2 separate regions of the Homo sapiens genome follow, and region 2 is linked to region 1. The links are chromatin contacts, found by Hi-C in ENCODE. All regions are on one chromosome and are shown on one strand. Each heading gives the region's core, a stretch centred on a gene start or an enhancer-like site at or near the end of the contact. The rest is flanking DNA. Distances are from core to core; before and after follow the strand shown. Region 1 has its middle 150 kb from the start of RUNX1. Region 2 overlaps LOC100506403 (a long non-coding RNA gene).

Region 1 (3,016 bases), core at 147-2,646:
TGTTGTTTGGAGCAAAAGAGAGTATGGACATTTCAGCCTTTACTGTAACATGAGAATAAGAACACCCATTGTGCACTGCATTTATGAATTAAATGTCATCAGACCGTCTAGTGCTTAGCACAATACTGAATAGGAGGATGCAGTCAATGATTGTTAGTTTCACAGTCCTTGGGGTGTTCGACCCTCTCTCTTCACATCAGGGATGCTGAAATGTGTACATGTGCTAAAAGAGATATGTAGGAATAAGTTCTTAAGTGAAGAAAGTAGAAAAAATGGGAAAGTACCATGCTGAACATGAAGGTCACTGAGTTTCATGAAATGACTTGGTCAATTTTCTACATTTAGGTCTTTAGCTGAAATGTACAAACAACTGTAAACCAATTCAACATTTGTATGATACATATGTGTGTGTGTGTGTGTGTGTGTGTGTGTGTGTGTTCTATGACTGTTGATATTTTGAAAAAAGTGTTTTGTTGTGGGTGGTTCTTTTTCTTTAAGCTGTGCTTTTAGAAGTTTACTATGTTCTTAAATATATCTTTTACATGTAAGTGAAATCTTTGTTTCCTAAAAAAAGAAAAAAACACATCCTTGATTTTGCAATGGAAATCAGTGAAGCAACTGGCTATCAGAAATTCACTTTATAATATTTGAGAAGCTCCAAATTTAGTGGGAAGTACCACTAAACCAAACATATCAATATCTAGTGTCACTTTCACTTTTCTCTCAAGGCAACTTTGGCAAGACTCAATATTTTGAAACAACCCGTACATATGAATCCCCATTTGTAGTTTGTTTGTTTTTTTAAACTATCTTATTTTGAGTTAATTAATTTACCCCTTCCAAAGCCTATCTTCCCTCCCATCAGTTTCTCCAGGTTGTTTTCTTCTATGTTATTTTTCCTTTGTATTATAATTTGCCTTGTATAAGTCAATTCAACATCACACATCAAACACTAGCTATGTGTTTGTGTACTATGTGTTGTCACATCACATAAATTTAGAATCCGCTGAGATCAGAACAACATTTTATTCCTTTCTTTTCTTCCTTCCTCCAATTCCCAAAGTAGAGAATTCAGAAGAGTGGTGCTTGCCAGCAATTTTTGATGAGAGATCAAGCTGTTGGGGAATGTTCTTCTCCTCTTATTTCATTCCATTTGAATCTATGACTGTTGAAGTTTTCCACGTTCTTATACTGACTCAACAAATGTCCCCAGGGGTATTTCCATCTTCTAAGCATTAGTTCACTTTCTTTGCTTATTTACTCCCAGTTGCTTCGTGAACTGAGCCAGGATATCAGTGATTAATGACTCAGTACTATTTCAGGAATCCCCTGCATTTTCCATATGCTGACTCACCTACAGTTTTCTATGTTCACCTGTTGGGAGCATGGCTGTGGCATAGGACATGTGGCTTTGGATGGCCAGAAGGCCCTGAAAACTTATATGCAATTGCAAAACTGCCATCCGAACAAAGCCCTTTTGCCTGTTTTTCTTTGGCACTTTTCTTCCCTTGAGCAAGTTCCTTGAGAATAGAGATGGATTTGTCTTAGTCATCTTTGAATCAGCAATGGCTACCTTAGTACTTAGGGTTGCAATAAAATATCTGTACTCAATAACTATTCATTGAATGATGGAGTAATGTAATCTTGAGGAGTCTCAAAGACAGTTAATTTATGTTTGGTGAATTGTAATGGTTGTAAACGTGGAAGAACCATTTTAAGAAGATAAAGGCTTAGGCCAATATCCAGGAATAACTTAAATGCCTAAAGTCTTGGAGTTACTTAGAAAGAATGGTATGATGAGAAAACCATAAAAGGACCAAAAAAGAGTCAAAGCAGTTGAATGAAACCTGCCAAAGGTTTTATTACCATGCAGCCTTATTGGTGTTGATTCTCTTAAGCTGGTCTTTCCTGCAAAACACATCCCTTGTTTTTGTCTGTCTTTAGCACTAAACCCAACTCTTTTGTTCATACTAACCCCTTTCTTCAAATATATGACATGAATTACACGAAGTAAGTATGCACGATGTGTTAGGGATCCCCACAGCCATTCTCAGATTCAATGACTCACTAGAAAGACTTACAGGACTCAGCATATGGTCATATTCACAGCTACAGTGTATTATAATGAAAAGATACCAAAGGAGATGATCAAAGTGAAAAGGCACATGAGTTCAAGTCCAGAGGAAACAAGAAACCAGCTTCTATGAGTCCTCTCTCCCAGCGCAGTCGTACAGGACATGCTTAATTCCTTTAGCATTGAATTGTGACACATGTTGTCTACCAGGGAAGCTTGTTAGAGATTCAGTATCCAGAGTTTTTATTTGGGGCTTATCACATAGGCACTCTTCCCCTAACACACACCAACATTCCAGACTCTCCAAGAAAAGCAGGTGTTCAGCATAAGTCCCATTGTGTTTATAAACACTTCAGGTATGGTAAACCAACTTTATCAATTAGTTAAAGCTTATCAATTAATTAAGCCACTCTCTAGTGGTGGAAACATTACTGAAATCCCAATTTTCAGATGTGAACCAGGGACCAACCTTGCAAGTAGGTGTTCATCAGGCTAGCAGTCTCAGGACTGCTATATTTACTGTACAGTGTACACCAAGCTCATCATCTTTCCCTATCTTGGAATATTCCACCCTCTCAATCCCAGCTCTGTGCTTTGCTGATTTTATCATTCAAACTTGAACACAAACAGTGTCTCCTAAAGAAGCCCTAGCTGGCCGTACTATTGAATGTAGCTCCTATACCAAGTCACTCTCTACCATTGTCCAGCCCCTTTTGAATTTCATCTGTATGTTCCATGTTGGAAGGGATATTTGTTTTGTTACTTTCTCTACGCTCTGGACCCAGAAGAGTATCTGACCCTTACACAGGAGTTCAATAAATATTTCTAAAATTAATTGAATGACTTAGCCCTGTCAGAAGTCCTTTTGTTCATTTATGTGCTGACTTTTATGTTGTCAGGATACTTGGCACCCTGGAATGTGATCTCTGCTAAGTTGGACTT
Region 2 (2,700 bases), core at 137-2,636, 370 kb before region 1:
AAAGCCTCTTTTCATGCCTTCCCCTCACTCCCTCAGCCTCCTGACCAACGCTGGTGCTTCCGCATATGACCCTGCATGACATGGCTGCCTCCTCCTCGGGGGAACCGTGAGTCATGAGCTATCTTTGCAATTGTAGTCCTTTCCTGAGCTGTTGGCCTCATAGTCCTTGGATAATCATAAAACCCACATTTTAAAACAGCATTGCCCTCTGCACTGAAAATAAGATGGGCTTGTGTTAGGGCTTAAGGGAGAACTTTTCTTGGTTTTTGTTAAAGAAAATACATGTAAGATTTGTGTAAGAATTCTTTGTTTTGATTTCCAGTTGGAAATTATAGAAATAGAGCAAGACAGAGTTGCAAGAAGTTTTGCCTTATCCATAAAGGAATGGATAGAAAAATTATGAAATTTCCATAGCCTGGAATACACAACTATTAGAGAGACTGAGTCACAGCTATAGGGGTTGATGTGGGGGTGTTTTCCTTTCTCTTTTTGGGAGAGAAAAACAAGATGCAGAGAAGTGTTTGACAGGGGATTCTACTTTTTAAGAAAATAATGACATAAAGGATGTATCTGTGTGGATATGTGTATACGTGTCTGCATAAAACTAGATGAACCTGAGGAGGAACATGGAAGGGTGCAAGCTAAGTTGATTGTATGAGTTAATGTGGGTGGATATTGGGGAGCAGGGAGAATAGAGAGGCCAAGGAAAACTGAGAGAGAAAAGAGAGCACTTAAAATCTCATATCCACACTTAAATGTTTATATTAAATTATTAGTGTTAATATGTATAGATACATTTTAAAGCTCTATAATTCAGTGGTTCTGCTCTTTAGCAGAATTTTACTCTGTGACTCAAGATATGTTAATATCATTCTTGTGTGATTTACTTTTAAAGGGAGATGAAGATAGATTTGCCTGCCATCCATCCCGCCTGTTGAACGCAGGCAAACAGAGTCCTTGGGTTTTAATGTCTTATTGCCAGGCAGACGTGGGCTAGACTTGAATCACCACCTCCCCAGTCAGGTCTCTGATGTGTAAGACAAGCAGCATGGGAAGAACCAGCTGCCCTGCAGAAGAGACGCCTGTCTCTCCAGATAGAATGGAGCGTTTCTGTCCCTCGGGTTCCAGACCACCACAGACTCACCAGCTCCAGCCCCTGCGGTCACTTGGCCAGACAAAAGCAAGTTCTTTTCTCACAGCACAGGGCCTCCTCTTCTGCAAACTTAGCCCCTTCTGTTGGGTGTTACTAAGCCGTGAGTCTAAATATGGCACATGGCCGTTGGATGGAAATCATTTCCAGTAAAAGAGGATGTTTCCTCAGCAGTTTTCAAGCTGGCGCTGACTCAAGCATCCTCGAGGGAGACCATTTAACTGGTCATTAGGGAGACAGCAAAAAGGCATTGAGGAATTCTGTAACAAGATGCGTATCCTGTGTGGAAGGCCCCCTGGGACTCTGACCATTGGCTCTCTGTGCTTGCTGGAGAGGTTTTATTGATGCTGCATAAAAGTATTTTGCAGCAACAAATCTGTTAGTTGTGCATTGGTTTAAAGATGCTGTACTGTACTGGATCCAGCTTTGTGAGGAACAGCACTGAAGGTGAGACGTGGCACTCAGACAGTAATTAAATGTTTAAAGATGATTAATACCCAAGTCAATACATCATCAGAGGTAGAGAAGAGAATTGAGGCCTTGAAAGGAGAGGTGAAAATTTATGCTGAGATTTTTGGGCAAGCTATTTACACTGCCCTGAAGGCAACACATACACTTACTTACAAATTGAAATGTTTGAAAATCAGAATGTAAACACAGTGAGGATTCCTTGACGTAGACTCTATAGTGCAAAAAAGGGTTTACTTGAGGGGTATGTAGGGTCTGTCTGCTATGGAAAAAAAATGATCCTTATGAGAATAAAGTGTCATAAAACTTCAAGGCTAGTACTTGTAGACTGACAAAGATATAGCTACTGAGGATGATAAGACCAATGATCTGAATTCAAATAGGTCCTTCAGGTTCTGGGATCATTCAACACCTATCAGAGCTCTAGCAGCAGGTCCATAAGAGTAGGGGTTCACTTTGCACAATGAAGCATGGATTCATAGGATCTTTGGTGTAGGAACCCATTCCACTAGGGTTCATTCCTGTTCCCAAATATTTTCTTTTTCAACACTGTTGATGTCGATCTTTAGGGAAGCGTTTCAAAGTACATGAATGGCAAGAATGAGAGAATGTATTTTTAAAATGGAAGATATGCTAAAAATGTACTTTTTAAAAGGATCTGAATGAAACTACAGTTACTTAATCAAGAAACAATATGACTAACCACAGCTGTGTAGTTCTTAGAGAGTATTTACGAATGCGTGTCGTCAATGAATGTGTCCTGGGCATGGACCATGGGGTCAGAAACTTTTATTTATGTATTCACTTATTTATTTATCTTCTAAGTCTAGAACTTTCTTTCTTACAAATAGGAATCTGTAAAGTGTAGTAAATCAGGCTTATTTGTTTTAAAGAAGTCATTTGAACTATTTCTCCTTTAAAACAGAAATATTTTTAGGTGCAACCTGTTGCCCTTGGCAATAGAAGTGCTGCTCTGTTAATCTTTGCTCTGATCTCTCTTTTCATGTTGTGATCTTTTAGACTCTGTATTGGTCCTAAAATGATGGGTCTTTATCCTTGGGATAACTCTCAGTGCCTTTCCT

The links. A loop is a pair of places that touch in the nucleus more often than their neighbours do.
Region 2: a loop to region 1 is called in a map of cardiac septum, with 2.5 times the contacts of the local background. The contact joins two enhancer-like sites. A Hi-C loop is called at or near these places in 3 of 168 maps with a recorded cell type or tissue (aorta, cardiac septum and chondrocyte).

What each region holds. Positions count from the first base shown.
Region 1 is chr21:35,196,456-35,199,471 of GRCh38, reverse strand. No RefSeq gene overlaps it. Among named protein-coding and RNA genes, the nearest start is that of RUNX1, 150 kb to the right of the region's middle. Within about 2 kb of position 1,396, at least 5 of the 41 ENCODE cell types and tissues checked have a DNase peak (open chromatin) inside an H3K27ac peak, as active enhancers do.
Region 2 is chr21:35,562,722-35,565,421 of GRCh38, reverse strand. The region is part of intron 1 of LOC100506403 (a long non-coding RNA gene); the gene reads left to right. Among named protein-coding and RNA genes, the nearest start is that of MIR802, 160 kb to the left of the region's middle. Within about 2 kb of position 1,386, at least 6 of the 41 ENCODE cell types and tissues checked have a DNase peak (open chromatin) inside an H3K27ac peak, as active enhancers do.